2 separate regions of the Homo sapiens genome follow, and region 1 is linked to region 2. The links are chromatin contacts, found by Hi-C or POLR2A ChIA-PET in ENCODE. All regions are on one chromosome and are shown on one strand. Each heading gives the region's core, a stretch centred on a gene start or an enhancer-like site at or near the end of the contact. The rest is flanking DNA. Distances are from core to core; before and after follow the strand shown. Region 1 overlaps CASP8AP2 (caspase 8 associated protein 2). Region 2 holds the start of RRAGD (Ras related GTP binding D).

The links. Hi-C counts contacts between places; a loop is a spot of excess contacts on that map. ChIA-PET counts read pairs that join two places held with the same protein, here RNA polymerase II (POLR2A). Pooled maps may share reads with other maps.
Region 1: a pooled map shows a loop between it and region 2 (3-fold over the local background). The contact joins the enhancer-like site here to the promoter of RRAGD in region 2. A Hi-C loop is called at or near these places in 1 of 168 maps with a recorded cell type or tissue (naive thymus-derived CD4-positive, alpha-beta T cell), 2 of 37 single-sample maps with no recorded cell type and 12 of 50 pooled maps. POLR2A ChIA-PET finds 5 or more read pairs at or near these places in 2 of 52 experiments (B cell and activated naive CD4-positive, alpha-beta T cell).

Annotation. Positions count from the first base shown.
Region 1 is chr6:89,830,941-89,837,074 of GRCh38, forward strand. The region is part of intron 1 of CASP8AP2 (caspase 8 associated protein 2); the gene reads left to right. Among named protein-coding and RNA genes, the nearest start is that of CASP8AP2, 4.1 kb to the left of the region's middle. Within about 2 kb of position 4,376, at least 6 of the 41 ENCODE cell types and tissues checked have a DNase peak (open chromatin) inside an H3K27ac peak, as active enhancers do; they include B cell, where a contact is called at or near this core.
Region 2 is chr6:89,408,077-89,414,314 of GRCh38, forward strand. RRAGD (Ras related GTP binding D) reads right to left here and starts at 4,197. Exons shown (of 7, transcript NM_021244.5): 1 at 3,770-4,197. The coding sequence starts at 3,917. RefSeq lists silencers at 3,154-3,253, 3,284-3,393, 3,424-4,613.

The DNA of each region.
Region 1 (6,134 bases), core at 3,126-5,625, 420 kb after region 2:
GTGAATAATGTATTTAGATCATTTAGGTTAGTGCCTGGAACATAGTAAATGTGCCGTATATGATAGCTTTTGTTAGTATTTGCCCCTTACCTCTTCTTCTGGGGTCTTGCTGTATTAGCCTTTCCCATGAGTGTAAAAATACACTGTCTTCTCTGGCTTTTTCCTGTTTTTCTCTACAAATGCTTGTGTTTTTCTCTAAATTTTATTTTTTGTCTTTTAGCGTCTACATTAAGGACACATTCTCAGTTTCGTAATGATTTTTCTTTTTCTTTTTTCCTTTTTTTTTGAGACTATAGCCCAGGCTGGAGTGCAATGGCAAGATCTCGGCTTACTACAGGTTTGACCTCCTGTGCTCAAGCAATCCTCCCACCTCAGCCTTCCAAGTAGCTGGAACTACAGGTGTGCACCAGCATGCCTGGCTAATTTTTGTATTTTGTAGAGACTGGGTTTTGCCATGTTTCCCAGGCTGGTCTCGAACTCCTAGGCTCAAGTGATCAGACTGCCCTCAGCCTCCCAAAGTACTGGGATTACAAGTGTGAGCCACCCCGCCCAGCCACATTCTCTCAATTTTAAAAAGAAAACTTCCTTCAGACTGCCTATAACGAAAGGCTATGTGATCCTTCTCCTGTCTACTTTGCTTTCACATCTGAATCCATTGGAATTGTCCCAGAAAAGATTATGCATGAGTAAATCTGCTTACAAACTTTTTTTTTTTTTTTTTGAGACGGAGTCTCGCTCTGTCACCCAGGCTGGAGTGCAGTGGCACGATCTCGGCTCACTGCAAGCTCCGCCTCCCGGGTTCATGTCATCCTCTTGCCACAGCCTCCCGAGTAGCTGGGACTACAGGCGCCTGCCACCACGCCTGGCTAATTTTTTGTATTTTTAGTAGAGACGGGTTTCACCCTGTTAGCTAGGATGGTCTAGATCTCCTGACCTTGTGATCCGCCCGCCTCAGCCTCCCAGAGTACTGAGATTACAGGCTTGAGCCACCACGCCCGGCCAAACATTTTTTTTTTAGACAGAGTCTTACTCTGTCACCCAGGCTGGAGTTGCAGTGGCACGATCTCAGATCACTGCAGCCTCCACCTCCCAGGTTCAAGCGATTCTCCTGCCTCGGCCTCCCCAGTAGCTGGGATTACAAGTGTGTGCCACCATGTCAGGCTAATTTTTGTATTTTTAGTATAGATGAGGTTTCACCATGTTGGCCAGGCTGGTTTTGAACTCCTGACTTCAGGTGATCCGCCTGCCTCGGCCTCCCAATACAAACTCTTTTTCAGCATGATAGTTCTCAACTTGGAAAATTTTGCCTCTACACTTTCACAGGTGCATCACTTCTGTCGGTAGCAACTCTCATATATCGAGATCCTCAAATGGGAGAAGGTGAGGAAAAGTGAAAAAGACCCATTTTCCAAGAGATTCTGATACATTTTTCTTCCTCCTCTCCTTCCTCTCCTTCCAGGAGAATCACTGGCCTATATGATTTCAAGAGTGTAATCTCACGTATCACTAAGGTGCTGATGAGTCCCAAATCATAATACCTACCATGCCTTTTCTGTATGACATTTCCAGCTGTTGGACATCTTTTTGTTTTTTGTTTTTTTCTCCCCTAGACGGAGTCTTGCTCTGTTTCCCAGGCTGGAATGCAGTGGCACGATCTCAGCTCACTGCAACCTCTGCCTCCCAGGTTCAAGCGATTCTTCTGGTCTCAGCCTCCGGAGTAGCTGGGATTATAGGCACATGCCACCACGCCCAGCCAATTTTTGTATTTTTAGTAGAGATGGGGTTTCACCATGTTGGCCAGGCTTGTCTCAAACTCCTGAACTCAGGTGATCCACCAGCCTCGGCCTCCCAAAGTGCTGGGATTACAGGCATGAGCCACCACGCCCGGCCTTTTTTTTTTTTCTTTTCTTTTTGAGATGGAGTCTTGCCCTGTCGCCCAGGCTGGAGTGCAATGGCGCGATCTCGGCTCGCTGCAACCTCCGCTTCCCAGGTTCAAGCGATTCTCCTGCCTCAGCCTCCCGAGTGTGGGATTACAGGTGCGCACCACCACGCCCAGCTAATTTTTTTGTATTTTTAGTAGAGACGGGGTTTCACCATGTTGGTCAGGCTGGTCTTGAACTCCTGACCTCGTGATCCACCTGCTTTGGCCTCCCAAAGTGCTGGGATTACAGACATGAGCCACCACCCCCAGCTGCTGTTAGACATCTTTATCTGGATGTCCTACAGATAACTCAACATGACTTCACTGGTTGTCCATTGCAGTTAAAGCATGACTGTCCTCCAAAGCTAGAAACATGAGAATCATCTTTAACAAATTGGGTATTTCTTTAATTCAACAGATATTCTTTTATTACTTGCCATTCTGCTAGGCCTGCTGAGAGCTGGGGATACAGTGAGAGCTGGGGAACAGAACAGGGATGGTCCTAATCTTTATGGAGAACCATTGGGTGGTCCATTGGGTGAGATGGACATTTCTCCAGGAATCCCACAAAAATGGAATCATGAACTTCAAGAAGAGGTCATGTAGGGAAAGGACACAATGGGGTAAGAGTATATAACAGAGGGCCTGACTTAGTGGGAAGAGAGGGTGGACAGGGGAGACTCAAAATGGCTTAAGCAAAATATCAAAGAAGAGCTAAGTGAAAGTAGAATATTGAGGAAAGAATATTCCCTGCAGAAGCCCTGTGTTGTTTTTTTTTTTTTCGATTTATAAATAGTTTATCCTGTTCACATTATGCAGAATTTCAGTGTCGTTAATCCACAATGTTAGTACGGTAACAGAAACATAAAGGAGAAAAAAGGCAGGTGGGGGGAGGTTCATAGTGTGGCCTGACATAGTCTAAGGGTTCTCTCCTGTAGTATGCATCTCCTGCAGGCAAGTATTAATATCACTTCATTGTTTGAAGGACAGTACACTATCCAGGATTCATTTATTGTTCAGGTGTCTTTTCTAAAGTATGAGAAAACAGGAATAAATTCAATAATGAATATCTGCAATTCAAACCAATTTAACTACAGGTCAGTGGTGTCTTTCTTATCTATTATCACAAACATCCCAGTTGCCTCCATCTAAAAATTTCTTTCAAAAGTTAAGACACAATTAATTATATCTTATTAATTCCCTCAAAAGCAAAAAAAAAAAAAAAGTACCATTCAGCATACAAAAGTTACACATTAAAAGTGTATATATAGGGCTGGGTGCGGTAGTGCACGCCTGTGATCCCAGCACTTTGGGAGGCCGAGGCGGGTGGATCATAAGGTCAGGAGTTCAAGACCAGCCTGGCCAAGATGGTGAAACCCTGTCTCTACTAAAAATACAAAAAATTAGCTGGGCGCGGCAGCAGGCCCCTGTAATCCCAGCTACTGAGGAGGCTGAGGCAGGAGAATCGCTTGAACTCGGAGGGCAGAGGTTGCAGTGAGCAGAGATTGTGCCGCTGCCCTCCAGCCTGGGTGACAGAGTGAGACTCTGTCTCAAAAAAAAAAGTGCATATTTCCTTTTTTTTTTGAGATGGAGTCTCTCTTTGTTGCCCAGGCTGGAGTTCAGTGGCATGATCTCGGCTCACTGCAACCTCCTCCTTTCAGGTTCAAGTGATTCTCCTGCCTCACCCTCCCAAGTAGCTGGGATTACAGGTGTGTGCCACCATGTCTGGCCAATTTTTGTATTTTTAGTAGAGATGGCGTTTCACCGTGTTGGCCAGGCTGGTCTCGAACTCCTGAACAAAGTTGATCTGCCCACCTCGGCTTTCCAAAGTGCTGGGATTACAGGCGTGAGCCACTGCGCCTGGCCTCAAAATTTGTTTTTTATCCTGAAATCAGCAGGAAGCACTGAAGGGCTTTTTGGTGGGGTTTTTTTTGTTTTTTGTTTTTTTTCTTTTGAGACGAAGTCTCCTGTCCCCCAGACTGGAGTGCAGTGGCGTGATCTCGGCTAACTGCAGCCTCCGCCTCCCAGCTTCCAGAAATTCTCCTGCCTCAGCCTTCCAGGTAGCTGGAATTATAGGCATGCGCCACCACGGCTGGCTAATTTTCGTATTTTTAGTAGAGATGACGTAGGCTGGTCTCGAACTCCTGACCTCAGGTGATCTCCTGACCTCAGATGATCACCCACCTCAGGTGATCGCCTGCCTCAGCCTCCCAAAGTGCTAGGATTACAGGCGTGAGCCACCACATCCAGCCTAAGCACTGAAGTGTTTAAGCAGAGTTGGGAACACGATCATGTTTGCATTTTTAAAAGACAACTCATGCTGAGGTTTGAAGAACAATTTGAAATGGGGGAAGACTGTCCATTTGAATACACTTTCCATTAAATCTTGTTGACTACCTCTCAGATCTGTTTTTAGTGTTTTGTGGGTTTTTTGGTTTGGTTTTGAGACAGTCTCGCTCTTTGACCCAGGCTGGAGTGCAGCAGTGCAATCACAGCTCACTGCAGCCTCCGGAAGCATGTGCCACCACACCCAGCTAACTTTTCTTTTTTTTGTAGATATGGAGTCTCACTGTGTTGCCCAGGCTGGTCTTGAACTCCTGGGCATAAGAAGTCCTCCTGCCTCAGCCTCCCAGAATGTTGGGATTACAGGCATGAACCACCGTGCCCAGCCAAGATCTGTTTCTTATTTTTATTTCCACTACTAAGAACTTACAGTGACACCTCGTTGTCTTCTGCTTTGTTTTGGTAGCCTTTTCTATCTCCCTTCCCACTCATATTTTCCAGACTCTTGCCAGAGTTAAACATCTAAGATGCAGATTTGATCATTATATTGCCCTACTTTAAAAACCTTCACTGGTTCCCCCATTCCCTTCTGGATGGAATCCAAGTATCTTAATCACATAATACATCCCCTGACCTTTATTTTTTTTTTTTTGAGAGAGTCTCACTGTCACCTAGGCTGGAGTGCAGTGGCACGATCTTGGCTCACTGCAGCCTCGGGGCCTGTGACTTCCTAAACTTTATTCTCACATTCTGATCTTGCCTTCCCATGTTCTATTCTGTAGGTGTTCACACCCATACTTGATTGTGAACTTATAGACAGATGTGGTGGGGAACAGATGTGGGGAGATCGTGTCAAGAAGTGTTCGCCAATGTGAGCCTAATTTAATTGAACCTTGGGATTTTGGAAACCTTGAGATAGTGAATAATGGAGCTAGAATGGTAGGTGTCAGTCTATGTCAGGATAAGGAAGTTTTTTTTTTTTTTTAATGGAGTCTAGCTGTGTGGCACAACCTCGGCTCACTGCAACCTCCCCTTCCTGGGTTCAAGCAATTCTCCTGCCTCAGCCTCCAGCAGTTGGGACTACAGACATGCACCACCATGCCCAGCTAATTTTTTTGTATTTTTAATAGAGGTAGGGTTTCACCATGTTGGCCACGATGGTCTCGATCTCTTGACCTCGTAATCCACCTGCCTTGGCCTCCCAAAGTGCTGGGATTATAGGCATGAGCCACTGCACCCAGTCAGGATAAGGAATTTGTACTTTATAGAAATTGGGAAGTAACGGAAAGTTTTTGAGCAGGATTGCGGTAGAACTAACCCAGTAGTTGTGCGTAGCATGTATTTGGAGTGGGGAAATAATTAGGTAGCTATAGTGGGGTCCTGAAACAAATCGAAATGGCAAGAATGGGAATAAATGGGAGAAATATTTCAGAGGTAGCATCAGTAAATCAGTAGTCTGTTAGGGAATGTTAGTGCTACTCCAAGAAATTAGAGAAATGAGGAGGTGAGCAGATATGGATGGAAAGATGATCTCTTGTTTTGGACTTGGTGAGTTTGTACCTACAGGAATGTGTTTATTAATGTTAGCATTTGTTTGTTTGTCTGTTTTGAGACAAGGTCTCATTCTGTCACTCAGGCTGGAGTGCAGTGACTTGATCTTTGCTCACAGCAATCTCTGCTTCCTGGTTGTGCTTAAGCAATCCTCCCACCTCAGCCTCCTAAGTATGGTTGGGACTATAGGAGTGTGTCACCACGCCTGGCTAATTTTTGTATTTTTTGTAGAGATGGGATTTCGCCATGTTGCCTGGGCTGGTCTCGAACTCCTGGCCTGAAGTGATCCACCCACCTCGGCCTCCCCACAAAGTGCTGGGCCCACAAAGTGCTGGGATTACAGGTGTGAACCACTGAGCCCTGGCACCCAGCCACTAAT
Region 2 (6,238 bases), core at 2,947-5,446:
TCTTCTGTATTTCCAGGGCCAGAAGGAAATCTAAGAGATAAGCTGTGTCCAGGGCTGTAGTCAAGCCAGCTCTTTTTGGATAAGGCAGAATTACAAGAAAAGGGGCTTACATTTCCATATACTTGATCCTCTTCTAAATACTTCGCTCATTTCTAGCTCATGATAGGGCAGTAGAAAAGCCCCCTGGTATCTCTGAGCCATGATTTCAGTATCAGTATAACTGTTATCTCTACTTACTTCCAAGGAACAATGAAAAGGTGAATTCCCTAATATTTTTAAAATTATTTTAGGAAAAAGCCATGCACAGTCATGCATGCCTATAATCCTAGCTACTTGGGAGGCTGAAGCAGGAAGATTGCTTGAGCCCACAAGTCCGAGACCAGCCTAGGCAATATAGAGAGACCCAGTCCCTTCCCCACAAAAGGCTAACATTAATGAACTAATGATTAATACATATGAATTGCTGGATTCACCCCATCTACATCCTTCAGGAAGGAAGACCCTGGATCTTTCATGCCTCCAGAAACCACCTACACAGTCACTTCCTCAGACCCTAAGGGTGCGCACAGGCTGCTATGAAGGCAAAGACCGAACTTCACTGGACTGTGGGTGAGCAGCTTACGTTAGCCAAGTTTCTCCTAAAAAATGGGAGGGGTTTTGGGGGGAAAACAATTTTACTTTCTGATTAAATATGATCTTGTAATTGCTTTCCCTGTTATTACAGTTTTTAAAGCACAGTAATTTATCAAAAGATTTAAAGTCCATGAATCTAAAAATAATCATTATTTTTGGTGCAATTGTTTTTAACGGCCTAACCATTCCCTCCTCTCTGGTAGTTTTATCTGGAGTGTGGGGATTGAAGGTGAGACTCACCTTACCTGCAATTAACTACCATGAAAGGAAGGTTGAGAGGTGCCCAAATCTGCCCTAACAGAACTAATGTGCCTGAGAACACTTTTGCTATTCATGAATAAAATATGGAGTGGAAGCCAGAGAAGTGCAATTTAAGTCTCACCTTAGTTGCCCTATGTTTTCAAACTCAGTACAATGTGGTAAAATTTACAAGGCATACTCGGTTTAAAAATAAGACCAGAGGTTCCTTTATAAGTCCTACAGACTGAGGGAAATGAAAATTGCATTACATATCCACCTTTAGTCCACTTCTCTTGCACAGCTCCTGATAAATTGCTTTGCAACTTAACTGGCAATACTAGTTGGTCCCACATCCCACCCTCAGCCTCCCACCCACCAGGGTAGATTTCTGAACTTAGTGGAAAAAGTCCCACGTCTCCACTAAGTGCAGGCACTAAACCAAGCTATTAGGAAGGGGAAAGGGGAGTGGGGGTTCATTAGAGAAATGCTTTGCTAGTGGTTCAAAGTACATCTTTTCTCAGAATAACTCCTTTTTTTCCCTACATTCTATTTCTTAAGTTTGAGAGTAGGTAAATGTAAATTTTACCAAAAATAAAACAAGATTATAATGCAACACGTGAATCAGCCTTTTGAAGGGCACAGGAAGGGAAGTCACAACTCCCAACCTCCTCCTCCCAATCCCCACTCCCCAGACCATATCAGCTGGCCTGACAGCCATCAGGAGCAGTCCTCGCTGGAATTGCTGACTGAGGAGCCTATCTGACACTAGAGAGCAAATGTCCTGACAAGGGATTCTGCATCAAGGCCTAAACCCAAAAGTCAAAGCCAGGGAAATCTGGAAAGAACAGAGGCCAAAATATAACGGAGGAAGTCTGAGAAGCAGACCACCTATCCACTGCAGGCCCAGGTGGACAGAGACCAGGCTTAAGCAACGTTTGCCGAGCAAACATGTTGCTCTTCTCACAATATAAATATATTTAATCCTTTTATAGCAAGATCCCAAGCTGATCCCAAAAGCCCATTCAGAAGGATTTTATTATGCGAGTCACCAAAAATCAGTTACAGGCAAGTTTGCCTTTACGTTAACAGCTAAGGAGCCTCCAAGTCTGGGCTCTGGGGAAGCCCTTTGTTCCGGGAATCCCATCCCTCAAGCAGGGCTTTAATTTCACTTCAATTTCAAGTCCCCAAATCAAATTTTAAAAGTGCCCACTTAAAGAACTGCAGAATAAACGAGGGGTCCAGTACTTTTTCTGGACCCTCCAGGCCTCAGGACAGTATCAAATTACAGGGCTTTCCCTCCTGGATATGGCCCCTCCGCCCCCCCACTTTTTTTCTTTTTTAAAAAAGAGAATCCCACACACACCCTACTGTGTCCACCATTTCAAATACCTTGCAAATACATCCCTATTCTGCATCTCTCCGGAGTCTTCTAAGAATCTGGGAGGAGCTAACAAATGGAATTTGAATAATAATGAGGCGACTGAACAATTTAATTACGGAAGGTAGCTCTAGAGACTCCAATAAAACGGCTGAAAGCCTTTATCTACAAAAATGTGGCCTGGTGCTCAACGGTAAGACCAATTACCGGGAGTGCAGAAGACAGAAAGCACAAAGGTGCACACATCAGTTTAAGCAAATGAGGAATTAGCACAAATCATCCCAAGAGAGAAAACGCTATGAAAAAGGGTGACTTGAGAGGCTGCTTTCTCATCTACCAGGCGCAAGGCATAGTTAACTTTATTTCCTTTCTGATTCATTGAAAGTCGTGCCTGCCAGATGTAGAATAATGAAACTACCCTAGTGAGAAAAGCTTTGCATAGAGAATTTAAAATAAGTTCAGTGAATTCTCAATAAAAGTTCTTTAAAAATCAATAGTCACAAAGGTACTTGTATCTCTCACACAATTTCTTCAGTGTGAAACATTAAAGTTAGTTCCTTCTCTTGGATGCATACAGTTTCACTGAGAATAACATCATGTTTAACAGCCGCTTTCTATTGACCTTTCCAAGTGACCTTACAGTAAAGGAACTTTTGCTCGCTTCTGAGGGAAACTAAAAAAAGTTTAACCTCTCTGGAATACTAAAAGGCTCTCAACTTCCTTACACCTTAAGAAAATGCAGGAAGCCCCCACAAGCTGAACGATTGCTAAAACCCGCTTCTAGAACAGGAAAAAGAGTTTGCTTCACTATTGAAGCAAAGAATTCCCCGCCGCGCGCTCACTCCCGGGCAGGCACTGCCATGTCCAGGTGGTGATACCGAGAGCAGATAAGGTGTCCTGACAACGGTGTTTGCGTGGATCCCGGGAAATCTGCGGCCTCTCGGAGACTCCCACAACAGCTTGGCGAGCATCCCCCCGCCGCCCCGCGGGTCTCCCCAGCCACTACCTGGGTGGGCCCCTCCCGCGGCGACGCGGGGCGAGACTGACACCCGCAGCTGCCGACGACCCTGCCAGTCACGCCGCCGCCGGCTGCCTTTTTTTAGCCACGACATCTGACCCTGGCTTCAACAGCACCGTTCTGGGAGAGAGGTCCCAGGGCGCGCCCGCGGTCCCCTCCCCTCCCCAACCGCCAGACGCTGCGGAGAGCTTGGGGTGAGGGGCGCGGGAGGCACCGGCTCTGAAAGGGGCAGAAGCGCGCGCTCCTCCAGCCCAGACGCTTACTCCCTCCTTCCCCTTTTCCACCGATCCTGGTTGCCCCTCCGCCACCAGCACCGCGCTCCCTCATTTGGCAGCTCGAGGTCGGGCTTTTGGCGTCCCTCCCCACCCCAAACCCTCAACTGGACCCGCTCCCCTGGACCCCCTCCAAGTCGGTGGCTCGCGCACGGCCGGGCTGGGGGCGGGAAGGCGCCAAGGGGAGGAAAGGGGCGCGAGCCGAGGACGCGGGGGCCGGGCGCTCACCTCCCTCCTCTGTGCCGCTGTCCGGATCGGCGTCGGAGGAGTCGGGCCCGTCTCCGTAGTCCGCTAGCCCCACCAGCTCATCCTCCTCCTCCTCCTCCTCCGCGTCGTCCTCGTCCTGCGGCTGCGGCTTCCCCAGCACCTGGCTCATCGTGCCCACCGGCCGGCCGGCCCGGGGACGGCGGGGGTCCCGGGGTGGGGGCCAAGCCTCCTAGCCGGCCGCCCGCAGCCTATTTCTGAAGCGGAGGTTTGTCTAGAGCTCAGCGGGGCCCGGCGGAAGCGGGGGCCGCGCGTCCCCCGGCGGGCGGCGCCCAGGTCCGGGTCCCGCGGTTCCCAGCGCGCCCGAAGCCCCCTCCCCCGCCCCGCCCGCCGGCGGAGGAGTCAGCCGGAGCGCGGCAGTTCCTCCCGGAGGAGGGAGAGAGAGAGAGACTGCGTGACCCGAGTCACCTGACACACACTGTCACATACTCACATACACACCCCGCACGGGCGCGCGCGCGCTCGCCCGGCCGCGGGCACCACTCGGCGGGGCGCTGGGCCGAGGACACACATGCACACGCACACGCACACGCACGAGGAGACCGGGGAGGCGCGGGGCCCCTGCACCCTCCCAGACTCACACCGACACACGCCCCGTACACGGGGCCCCCGGGACGCCGGCCGTCACCCACCGCGGCTGCGCGCCAGGGGCCCCCACGCGCCTCTCCTTCACGTGGTCCCCGCACAGGCAGGGGAGGGGGCGCCGCACACCCTCAATGTCCCCCCCGCCGTCCCACTCCCACACGCCCGCAGAGCGTCTACCGTGGGCGGATGCCTCCTGCTTACAGTCCTGAGCTAGGGTCCCAAGCGGGTGGCCTCCCAACACTGTGGCGCCCAGATCCCCCACCCCAGAGCAGCGTGCCCAGGACACCCTGTGGACGCTCAAGAGCCCCAGGCGGAGAACTCAGATAAATGCACAGTGGAGGCGCAGTCTCCATAGCAATTGTCTTTTAGTGTGCCTTTATGGTTCAAAGTGCTTCCCACCAAGAATATTTAAAAAGCAGGCCTACCCAGACGTAAATGTTTCTGAAGAAATCACATGACTCGTGGCTGCTTAGACTAAATAATTCCTCTGCAGCCCTTTGGAAAAGGTCTCAGTGTATAACACACTCGGGGGCTATTCATGGCCACCTCCTCATGTCTCATTGTTGCATAGACTGTAATCCCACATGAATAAAATATTTCAAGGCTTTTGTGGGAGTAGGGGAGTGGCGGTGGTGGGGGGGCAATTCTCAAATAGGAATAGCAGCAACGTGGAGTGAGACTCTAAAACCTGCATTCCTCCTTCACAAGCTTTTCACCACGGAACACACTGTACCCACCCTTTCTGGGTACTGCAAAAAATTACGTGGATGAACTTCCTTCTGTGGAGCACAATAAGAAAAAACCGGCCGGTCAGCATGATGATCCAGCTCCTACAGGTGCCAGCAGCTCAGCCGGTGGTGCGGTGCAGAAGCGGAGGGAGGAAGCTAGGGCAGGAGACTCTCAGGGCCCAAGGGTGCTAACCTCCATAGGAAACATTTATTAACCACCTCCTATATGCCTGAGGCTGGGCTAAGTAGAGGGTCCAAGAATGCTCAGGGCAGTGTTCCTGCCCTGAAGGAGCTCACAGTCTACCAAATCATGACTCATGTCCTGGATTTTTTTTAGTATTTCTGAGTGCAGAAGGTGGATGCAGACACTTTCCAGAAGGTGGCTGCTTCTAATGGGAAAGGTCCTGAGATTTTCCAAGGGAGGCAGGCAGTATAATTTGGTATGACTGTATCAGTTAAGGTTCTTCCCAGGATGAAACAGACGGTATGTGCAAAGACTTTAACTGAAGCCTTCAAGTGAAGGAACAATTTACAGGGGTGTGGACAGAGTTTAGGGAATCAATGCAGGTATTAGCGATAGTGGGAAGATAACACCACCCCTAAATTTACAGGAGTGAGGAAGGGAGCTAGAGTCCTGGAGAGGGGCCACAAAACAGGAGCTGTAACTGATGAGGAAGCTGCTGCTGCCAGAACGGCCTCACATCAAGGAGAGAGCAAAGACCTCTCTTTCTCTCCATCCATCCTCCCTCCACTCTCCTGTGTCTCCCATTGGCCAAACCCATCTGGTAGCCAGAAGGCAAGGGAGCCTGGAACCTAGTCCAGGACAGAGATTGGATAGGGAGGGCAGGGAGTGGGTCCCTGGGTGGGGTGAGGTGCAAGGAGCATCACCAACACAAGCAGGCACTACATACTCCCATCAGAGGCAAGTTACTTATGCCCTTCTAAACCCGATTGCTTATCAATAGAACATCACTCCTTCTAAGGATTATTAGGAAGATTAAATGAGGCGGAAAAAAAATCTCAGGTACTTACAAAGCTCATTTCCTAGGAGTAATTTTCCTAGCCTATTTTCATCCCTTCCGTCAAAGGAAACCCCAGGGAGGAGGGCCTCCCAGAGTGT